Linked DNA regions of Homo sapiens: regions 1, 3 and 4 are each linked to region 2. A link is a loop called in an ENCODE intact Hi-C map of the cell type or tissue named here. Cell type or tissue: PC-9. All regions are shown on one strand. Region 1 has its middle 53 kb from the start of PMAIP1. Region 2 overlaps PMAIP1 (phorbol-12-myristate-13-acetate-induced protein 1). Region 3 has its middle 88 kb from the start of PMAIP1. Region 4 has its middle 71 kb from the start of LINC03111.

Region 1 (2,500 bases), 49 kb after region 2:
GTAGATGAAGGTAGTTTCTGTTTAGCGGAGGACTTGGCCCATCTTTCCTTAAGGGATGACAATCTTTGTACCATTGCCACAAGTGAAGGCTTCTAGGACATCTCCATGGATGGAATAAGCCATTGCAGAAGGAAGGACACCTCCTCAGAGAATGGCCTTTGAGGAAGATCCATGGGAAAGAGGGAAAAGGTAAGAAAATGCATATCTACTAGTAACCTTCAGTAACACCAATGGGGTAAACTACAAATCAATTTGAAAGGAATACATTAAAGACTAAATGTTCCAAATCAAATTGGTGCTCAGTTTGTGCACGTAAAAAACTTGTGTGCTAAAGCAGGGAACAGATTTCTGAATATTACTTGCCAATGACAACGTGTACTTGCATTTTTACTCAGTAAATGTTCATTATTGTCAAATGTATCCCCAGGGGCCTTTTAATTTTTAGAAATATAAAAATGAATAAGTCATGGTCTTTGCTAAGATGAGAACACAAATTAGTAAAAGATATTTTAGCAATTTCTTTTCTTTTCTTTTCTTTTTTTTTTTGAGACGGAGTCTCACTCTGTTGCTAGGCTGGAGTGCAGTGGTGCAATCTCAGATCACTGCAACCTCTGCCTCCTGGGTTCAACTGATTCTCCTGCCTCAGTCTCCTGAGTAGCTGGGACTATGGGTGTGCACCACCACGCTCAGCTAATTTTTTGTATTTTTGGTGGAGATGGGGTTTCACCATGCTGGTCAGGATGGTCTTGATCTCTTGACATCGTGATCCACCTGCCTTGGCCTCCCAAAGTGCTCAGATTACAGACGTGAACCACCATGCCCAGCAGTAATTGTTAAAAAAGTGTGGTTTTGGAAATGTGCCAATGTGGAGCAAACACAAATTATACATATGAATTAGATCTAAGGCTTTTAGTGCCCTTACAGTGAAACATTAAGACAAATTTCTCTCTTTTTCTCTCTGTGCAAACTAATATTAATTTGTTAATCTATAATACTCTGATATCAACTGTGTAACAAGATGAGCTCATCTTTATCGACGAAAACATGATGTATTTTTCCATTTTGGTGGTAGCTGACAAAAATGACTAACCTTTAAAGGGTTTATTATGACTCACTGATTTGAGCTGGGTGTATACCAATGAACACTTCACTAAATATTAAGGTAGTTTGAAAAGAAACTTGCTGAAAGACTTAACATCTTTTGCAATAGCTGGTTTACACTCCGTATCTCTACTTTATCCTAGAATGAATATCATACCTGAATCTCCTTTGTAAATATTTACTTGTTCGAGTAAAAGAGAAATAGAAAAAAATTACTTGGCCAGGCGCTGTAGCTCATGCCGGTAATCCCAGCACTCGGAAGGCCAAGACAGGTGAATCATTTGAGGTCAGGTGTTCAAGACCAGCCTGACCAATATGATGAAACCCCATCTCTACTAAAAATACAAAAATTAGCTGGGCGGGGTGGCATGTGCCTGTAATCCCAGCTACTTGGGAGGCTGAAGCAGGATAACTGCTTGAACCCAGGAGACAGAGGTTGCAGTGAGCTGAGATTGCACCATTGAACTTCAGCCTGGGCAACAAGAGTGAAACCCCATCTCAAAAAAAAAAAAAAAAAAGACAAAAAAAAAATTACTCATTCTTTTACTAAGAACAAGGAAGTTTATGACCATAAATCATTTGGTGGCACCAACAGTGACAGACTTCAACTTTTGACGTCAATCTTGAATGTTCAGGTTGGGCTGAGGTGCTGCAAAAACACCATAGGAGCACCAAATCCCCTACGTTAACAAACTCAGGGTGGTATTTGCATGATGAGTTTAGTATTCCACTGCTCAGATGTAGAAATAGAGCCACAGAGAAGTGGAAGCAATCATGAATGTTTTAGATTGAAGACAAGCTCAGAGAAATGATTAAAATTCTGGAGTATTAAGATTCTGTTCTGGCCCCTAGTTCTGTTTTTCCCCTAAATTAGGTCATAGAACATCATTTTGGCCAGAAGGAAAATTCGATTCTTTAGTTTTAAAGCTTAACCCCTACCCCCAAAATGCACAGAAGTCAGATTCTACAACATCAAAACACCATGTGTCAAAGGAAAAACATGTTTAAAAAATTGTTTCCAGATATTATTATTAAATTATTGAATTTAAGGTGCAGTAGAATAGCTGTAGAGCTAAAACATGTAGTATTTAAAAGTAAAATTTAATTTTTATTTGTTCATATTCCAGCCAAAATGGCTGTTAGTAGTAATTTACAGTATATCATAAAAGACTGTATCAAGTGTCAAACTGGAATAGTCACTTATTAGAGTCTAAGGAAAACAAAAGAACTTTGATTATTCAGATTGAATCATGGGATAAAATATTAGCAGCCAGGTCACCTTGATCTCAAGTTATATGAACAGTAGACTAAAGCGATTTGTATTTACTTCCCTTTTCCTCCTCCTGCCTTTTAATATTCAAGACAGACTTGTTTCCAGAGGCTGAATAGAGCTGATGTG
Region 2 (2,500 bases):
GTTAATTTTTAATTGATGTTTTTGAAACTTAGTAGAACAAATATTCAGAAGTAACTTGATAAGATATGAATGTTTCTAAAGAAGTTTCTAAAGGTTCGGAAAATGCTCCTTGTCACATTAGTGTGCATCCTACAAAAAGTGATCTCTTAATGTAAATTAAGAATATTTTCATAATTGGAATATACTTTTCTTAAAAAAAAGGAACAGTTAGTTCTCATCTAGAATGAAAGTTCCATATATGCATTGGTGAATATATATGTATACACATACTTACATACTTATATGGGTATCTGTATAGATAATTTGTATTAGAGTATTATATAGCTTCTTAGTAGGGTCTCAAGTAAGTTTCATTTTTTTTATCTGGGCTATATACAGTCCTCAAATAAATAATGTCTTGATTTTATTTCAGCAGGAATAATTTTATTTATTTTGCCTATTTATAATTAAAGTATTTTTCTTTAGTTTGAAAATGTGTATTAAAGTTACATTTTTGAGTTACAAGAGTCTTATAACTACTTGAATTTTTAGTTAAAATGTCTTAATGTAGGTTGTAGTCACTTTAGATGGAAAATTACCTCACATCTGTTTTCTTCAGTATTACTTAAGATTGTTTATTTAGTGGTAGAGAGTTTTTTTTTTCAGCCTAGAGGCAGCTATTTTACCATCTGGTATTTATGGTCTAATTTGTATTTAAACATATGCACACATATAAAAGTTGATACTGTGGCAGTAAACTATTAAAAGTTTTCACTGTTCTTTTCTGTGTGTTAATTTTGTCTTCATCTTGTAAGCTACTAATTACTAAGTGTTCATTATCAAGCCAAAGTATTTTAACTGATTTCCATCAGCAGACATCCTCTGACCTTCTGACCACACTGTCTCCTCCCAGTAGTTGGAGTAGAAAATATAGGGGAGTTTGCATGATTTCTGCTCTCAAGGGACTTACACTTTAATTGGGAGGGGAAATAGTGAAAAATAGGAAATGAATGCCCAACATAGGTCCTTTTTTTTTTTTTTTCTGAGACAGAGTCTTGCTCTGTCGCCCAGGCTGGAGTGCATTGGCACAATTTTGGCTCACTGCAACCTCTGCCTCCTGGGTCTAAGTGATTCTCGTGCTAAAGCCTCCCCCACACGCCACCACACTGGGTAATTTTTGTGTTTTTAGTAGAGACGGGGATTTCACCATGTTGGCCAGGCTGGTCTTGAACTCCTGGCCTCAAGTCATCTGCCCGCCTCGGCCTCCCAAAGTGCTGGGATTACAGCCTATACAGATTCATGATCTAATTAGAGGTGTTTTGTGAGCTGGCATCCTTGACTGCTCCTGGGTCTGTCTGGCAAGAGGAGCTGCAGTGCAGTTTCCTTTTTGGTGACCTCACGCTTCTTCCTCTGCTTCCAGCCGTAGAGTAGCAAAGATTGCTTCATCTGAGGTTAGTCATGTGCAAAAGTAGGTGTAACTCAATGGCCTTCCTGTTTGAGTGTGAGAACTAAAAGATACCCCTAGTTTTTAGCTTCAATCTGGTAGCCACATCTTCACCCCACCTCTGCCAAGGGAAAGAGTCAGCTGACACCTTAGAATGTAAATTGCCTTCCTAACATGGGAAACGTGAGGGAAGAAGGAGGAGTTACTAGAGGAAAAGAAGAACCAGAGAGCTGGAGGATGCAGGGTTATGGGCAAGATACATAACAATCTGGAGGGAGAGGCTTTTCTCTGGGAAAGTGGGGTGGAGGTGGGAGCTTGGCTTCAGAAAGGGTGGGGACAAACTACATGATTTGATTTGAGAATCACTGGAAGAGTAACTCCTGTCTCTGAGCCTGCTCGCATAGCCAGAATTGTTTTGCTAAAAGTGCACCTTATTAGTTCTCGCCACCACTAGAAAACAAGGAAAAAAAGTGTACCTCAGGCTCTTCTTTTATATAAAGAGTAGCACATGAAGGCTTAGGCACAGATTCACAATCTTCAGATATTAGAGCTATATATTCTTTGAGAACCATATTTTAATGTTAAAAAATGTCCAAGATGTTCAGGCAATTCTAATTATATCTGTTGACTGACAAAAACTGCTAGCTTTTAAATTTGCATTTATATTATAAAAGAAAATGTATCTATCTGTGAATAAGTTGTTCTTCACTTTAAAGAACTGTGTGCTGTGATTTGGGTTTTGGAATCCATTGCAATAACTCTACAAACTCCTCCCTGCCCCACTTCCTCTCAATCACGGAGCAGAAACCACCTAAAGGGTCAAAAATCCTGTAAATCTCATTGTCAATCGTCAAAGGGGACGATCCATCAGGAAGAGAACAAACACCTTAAAAATAGAATAGTGACTGGAAGTGCTGCGGTACAAGGAGTATCCCACTTTAGAATCTTGAAGGTGGACTTTCAAGGCAAAATCATGAATGAGCTGTGTGACCTTGGGCAAGACAACCTCTCTGAGCCACAGTTAATCTCTGAAATTGAGACTTAGATCATCTTTAAGGTCCCCTGAAGTTTGAATCA
Region 3 (2,500 bases), 84 kb after region 2:
CTACAAACATATCTAAGTTACCTTCTTGACACTCAAGGTTCCTTGGTACTATAGCCTGAATGTTTATATTCCCTCCAAATTCATAGGTTGAAACCAAAACCAGAGTGACAGTATTTGGAGGTGGGGCCATTGGGTAATGATTACGTCATGGTGGCGGAGCCCTCATAAATGGGATTGGTGGCCTTATAAAAGGGACTCTAGAGAGCTCCCTTGCCCTTCTGCCATGTGAGGACACAGTGAGAAGATGCTATGACCAGGAAGCAGGATCTTAACTGACATCGAATCTGCCTTAATCATGGACTTTCCAACCTCTAGAACTGTGAGAAATAAATTTCTGTTTTTTGGTAAGACACCCAGGCTATGGTACTCTGTTAGAGCAGCTGGAACAGCCTAAGATAACTGGTCTTATACAATATGTAGGAAAGGAGAATGTATAAGAATGGCTACCAGGAAAGGTATCTGCACATCAACATTTTTCAGTGTTTAGCAGCCCACAAGGTTGCAGTCTATATGGTACAAACAAAGCCCTGGAACCTTATACTCCCCAGCACAGTTATCTTGGAAACTTCTATCAAACTGAACTATATGAATCATACATTTATTTTTGTTTGACAATTCAGAGAATGTCTTCATATCTTTTCCTCCATTAGCGTTAGGTGATCATGTGAGCAACCCATTTCTCATAGGGCTAATTTATAAGTCTTGATTTATGTTATGCTAGATAACAAGTTTTAATTATAAATAGTAATAGAAAAAGCAGGTCTTTAATTTTGAACTGTCACATGACTTAGGTCACCATCCTCAGCTTTGTGGTAATCTACCATGCCCATCACCTTGTAAGGGATCGTAAGAAATTCATTCCCAACCTTGGTGCTCTTCACTTTCTCATTTTGTCCAAGCTTCTCAAGTTGTATTTTTTGTTCTGTAAATAATTTTCGTCAATATATTTTCTTAAAAAATATAAGGCCATTAAAAAAAAGACAAAGCAACACTCTAAACACAGCAATTATTTTTCTATCTTCAAATTAATTTCCAGTCGTTTTCACACAGGTACATATTTCTTACATAAATTAAGTAATTTGCAGTCTAGCTGAAGAAACATACAGGGAGAAGTTACTGCTGCTGTGCAGTAGATGGCGCCAGACACCAGGTTACTAATCAGCCTGTATTTAAATTAAACGTCTTTAAAATTGCTGAATAAATTTCATAAGTTTGATAACATCTTACTCATTTTAGTTGAGGAACATCAAATTGGCTTAGATTACATTTTTTGTCCAATTGTCATATAGTCCAAAGTTTAACATTTTAAAATGTCATATTGTGAAAAAGTGCTATTTATTTTGGGGAGAATTTTTAAGGGTTTTTTTAAAATTACACTTGTAGAAATTCTATAAATAAAAGTATGCTTAGAGGCAATTATTTTATGTGCTAAAAATTACACATTTATAGTGTTTAAAATACTTTTTGAATTATAGTAGTAAAAAATTGCCTGTTAGGCTGGGCACAGTGGATCATGCCTGTAATCCTAGCACTTCGGGAAGCTGAGGTGGGAGGATCGCTTGAACATAGGAGCCTGCAGTGAGCTATGGTTGTGCCACTGCAATCTAGCTTGGGCCACAGAAAAATACCCCATCTCAAAAAACAAAACAAAAAAATGCCTGTAATCTGTGTGTTGGTGAGGCTGATTTTACTAGCTCTTAAAAAAGGTTTTGTCTTTTATCACTATTCATCTTTTAATACTATTCTCAGGGAGTATTGTGTGTAATGGAGGTGTTGTAGGCAGATGAAATAAGGTGCTGACTTACTTTGTAGGTGGTTAATAGTTTCTTTTTGTAGCAACAACTCAGAATGGGGAGTTTTTAGGTGAATGTCAAGCTTTGGTAATTGAACAGAACCAATCCAGTAATTATTTCAAGTTAGCATTTTAGCCCATCAATGTAAATAATGCTGGATTAGCAACATGTTCCTGTTTTTTACATAATGGAACAGTGTTTCTGTTAGGTATGAATATCCTTGGAAAGTGATATTTTGCACATCTTTAAAAATGCGTGGCTTTATGCGTGAGCTTAGTTCTTAGCTTTATACACACAATATACATATTTCTATTTTGGGTAAAGTTAAAATAACCAAAATAATTAATTATTCTGGCCTTTTTATGTGGCCATTTGACTCTTTTAAGTGTGTTAAAATATTTGCTTTACAAGTAGCTGGTCTTTGCTTATGTTTAGATAAGTACCTGTGTTATTGCCCTGTTCATTTAGTAATCTAAAATTCTAAGCCAGGGGAGCCATCACCAGGTGATACGGTTTGGCTCGGTGTGCCCACCCAAATCTCATCTTGAATTATAATCCCCACATGTCAAAGGAGGGGCCTGGTGGGAGAGATGATTGAAAAATGGGGTTGGATTTCTCCCTTGCTGTTCTCATGATAGTGAGTGAATTCTCACAAGCGTTGATGGTGCTTCCCCCTTCGTGTACACTCTCTCTCTCCTGCTGCCATG
Region 4 (2,500 bases), 150 kb after region 2:
TATTGCTTGACAATATACGAAGGTTCCATATTGCCTTTAAGGTACATTTTAATCTTCATACTTTAAAAGCCTATACTGTCTGTTTTTTATTTTCCACTAGTTTTCCATATCTCCCTGCAGACCTTTTTTCTTCAGTAATTATGTGTACCCTGGTTGTTCCCAGTTCACACCAAAGTTTGTTCTAGACTAAGTTAATTTATTCATTGTAATTTCTCAGTCCAGAAGGCCATTCTCTTCTTTCAAACTTACCTCACTTATTAATTTTTTTCACCTGTTGCTCCTTGAGTTTTAAAAAATGGTTTCAGAATGCCTTTAACCCATTTCCCTAACTACCAGACCTAATTAATACACATATTGAAGAAATGTTAAGACTATAGTTCCTTTCCATGTCTTTGTGCAAATCATATACATAAATAAATAAGTAGTGAGTGGGTGAACAGAGCTGGGTTCATTGCAGGAATTTAATACACTGTATGTTGATTTATGGCTAAGTAGAGAGGCAGAAAGCAAATGAATCAGCCTCATTGAGTTGAGGAAGGTGAGACTTGTACCCACTGTTAGGCACTGGAGTTAAAATTCTATAATGATTCCAATCTACTGCATGAATAGGAAGCTCCAGTTTGAATATATATGATGTTCTTGTATTATTATGACACGCTTGTCTTACATCCTCCACTCCAGCAGTGTTTTCCCATGAAGCCTATCATTGCATTTACCTGCTGCTGTTCCCTGATACCTGGAACTGCTTATCATCCTCATCATTTGATGTCACATTTTCCTTTATGACTTTCACTGGTTTAAACTTTATAACTCTTACAATATCTGTTAAATTTTCTTTTTTAGCTTTATTGAGGTATAATCGACAGATAAAAGATTGCACATATTTAATTCATACTTCCTGATGAGTTTGGATATAAGCATACACACGTGAAACCAGAACCACAACCAAGATACTAATTATATGCATTACCTCCCCAAATTTTCTTGTGTGTCTGTGTTTCCCCCAATTTTCTCTCTATTTTTTCTTGATATTATAGATCAGGTTAGCCTGGAAAGTAACAATCTTCAAAGGGATAAAAAAAGGAAGTTCTGCAATTTTTTTCCCCTCAGCAATTTGAGTCATTTTCATTGTTTGGGAAAGCCAACACTGTAATAGCTCAAGTGAATAAAATGCCTCCCTGTCATTTACAGAATCTATGCCTAAGCTCAGAGCCCTGATGAGTCATGCTGAGTCACTGTAGGATGAGTGTCCGCTCCATCTCAGCTGATACCGCTGACCGTTTGTCCTCATAACTCTCTAGGTAAAGGTTGACTTAACCTAGCACACTGTAAAGCCACGTCATCCTAGGTGCAGCCTAGCTTCAACGTTTCCCTCCGGCACATGAAACTAATGAAGTTTCCACTTAAGCTCTCAGCCTTTGCAAAGTGTCTTGATGACCCAGCTTTTAATCATATGTAAATGTGTTTTTAAAAGTCACCTGCTTATGCTTTTGGAACTATTTGACTCAGTGACTCTCTACTCAGTGAATGTTTATAAAAGTGCAGGAATGTTGGTCACCACCCATCCCTTGGTGTTTCCACGGAGAATGATGAAAATGGTCAGCAGCTGAGACCACGCACAATGTGCCCTGCTGTCTCCAAGAGCCACATCTGCCCCCTGTTCTGCTGCTCGGTCTGACTTTAAGCATTTGGGTGACTGGAAGGTGGGCTAGGACACTAGACATGTGAATGGGGACAAATGGACAAAAGATTCCTCATATACTTACATCAAAAAAATAGGGATACTGATCTTGATCTTTTGAAAAACATACAGATTCTCCTCTCCATCCTTTTAAGACTTTCTTACCAAAACTTCAGAAATATACATATTAAATTCTACCTTTTCTGTATATGCATATATAGAATAAATTATGGAAGAAAAGATACCCGATGTTAATAATGGTTAATTCTATGTGGTAGATTAACCACATAGATTTTAATTTTTTTGTTATATACAGGGGATTTTAATTTTTTTCTTATACATTTCTCTCTTTTCTTATACATTTGCTTTTTTCTTATACATTTCTTTCTTTTGTGTATTTTTGAATGATTAGAAAAATAGTAGGCCAGGAAGGGTGGCTCACACCTGTAATCCCAGCACTTTGGGAGGCCAAGGAAAAAGGATCACTTGAGCCCAAGAGTTTGAGGCCAGCCTGGACAGCATAGTGAGTCCTCATTTCCACAAAAAATTAAAAAGAAAACATGACCTGAGTGTGCTGGTGCGTGCCTATAGTCCCATCTACTCGGGAGGCTGAGGTGGGAGGATTGCTTGAGCCTGGGAGGCAGAGGTTGCAGTGAGCTGAAATTGTACCACTGCATTTCAGCCTGGGCGACAGAGCCAGACCCTGTCTCAAAAAAAGAAAAAAAATAATAATAGTAAAATATTAAGCTTTTCTCAGATTTTAGATGCTCCTGCTGAAAGGGTAATAGACCTTATTACCAAAGTGACAGAGCTGCATAC

Evidence for each region. Hi-C counts contacts between places; a loop is a spot of excess contacts. Peaks named below come from ENCODE experiments on the same cell type or tissue, not always from the same donor. Only the 100,000 strongest peaks of a DNase experiment are listed, where the experiment ranks them.
Region 1: it touches region 2 in a loop (8-fold over the local background); 15 of 110 quality-filtered maps call a loop at or near these places.
Region 3: a loop joins it to region 2, with 4 times the contacts of the local background. A loop is called at or near these places in 8 of 110 quality-filtered maps.
Region 4: it touches region 2 in a loop (8-fold over the local background); 3 of 110 quality-filtered maps call a loop at or near these places.

The regions. Positions count from the first base shown.
Region 1 is chr18:59,952,085-59,954,584 of GRCh38, forward strand. No RefSeq gene overlaps it. Among named protein-coding and RNA genes, the nearest start is that of PMAIP1, 53 kb to the left of the region's middle. RefSeq lists enhancers at 1,147-1,326, 1,337-1,386. In PC-9, no CTCF peak of the experiment used is centred here; DNase peaks (open chromatin) are centred at 1,197 and 1,687; H3K27ac peaks cover 2,500 bases.
Region 2 is chr18:59,903,548-59,906,047 of GRCh38, forward strand. PMAIP1 (phorbol-12-myristate-13-acetate-induced protein 1) reads left to right here. Exons shown (of 2, transcript NM_021127.3): 2 at 1-758. Among named protein-coding and RNA genes, the nearest start is that of PMAIP1, 4.8 kb to the left of the region's middle. RefSeq lists an enhancer at 1,279-1,448. In PC-9, no CTCF peak of the experiment used is centred here; a DNase peak (open chromatin) is centred at 1,404; H3K4me3 peaks cover 349 bases; H3K27ac peaks cover 2,403 bases.
Region 3 is chr18:59,987,170-59,989,669 of GRCh38, forward strand. No RefSeq gene overlaps it. Among named protein-coding and RNA genes, the nearest start is that of PMAIP1, 88 kb to the left of the region's middle. In PC-9, CTCF peaks have their summits at 1,113 (motif pointing right) and 1,323; a DNase peak (open chromatin) is centred at 1,122.
Region 4 is chr18:60,052,642-60,055,141 of GRCh38, forward strand. No RefSeq gene overlaps it. Among named protein-coding and RNA genes, the nearest start is that of LINC03111, 71 kb to the right of the region's middle. In PC-9, no CTCF peak of the experiment used is centred here; a DNase peak (open chromatin) is centred at 1,240; H3K27ac peaks cover 2,362 bases.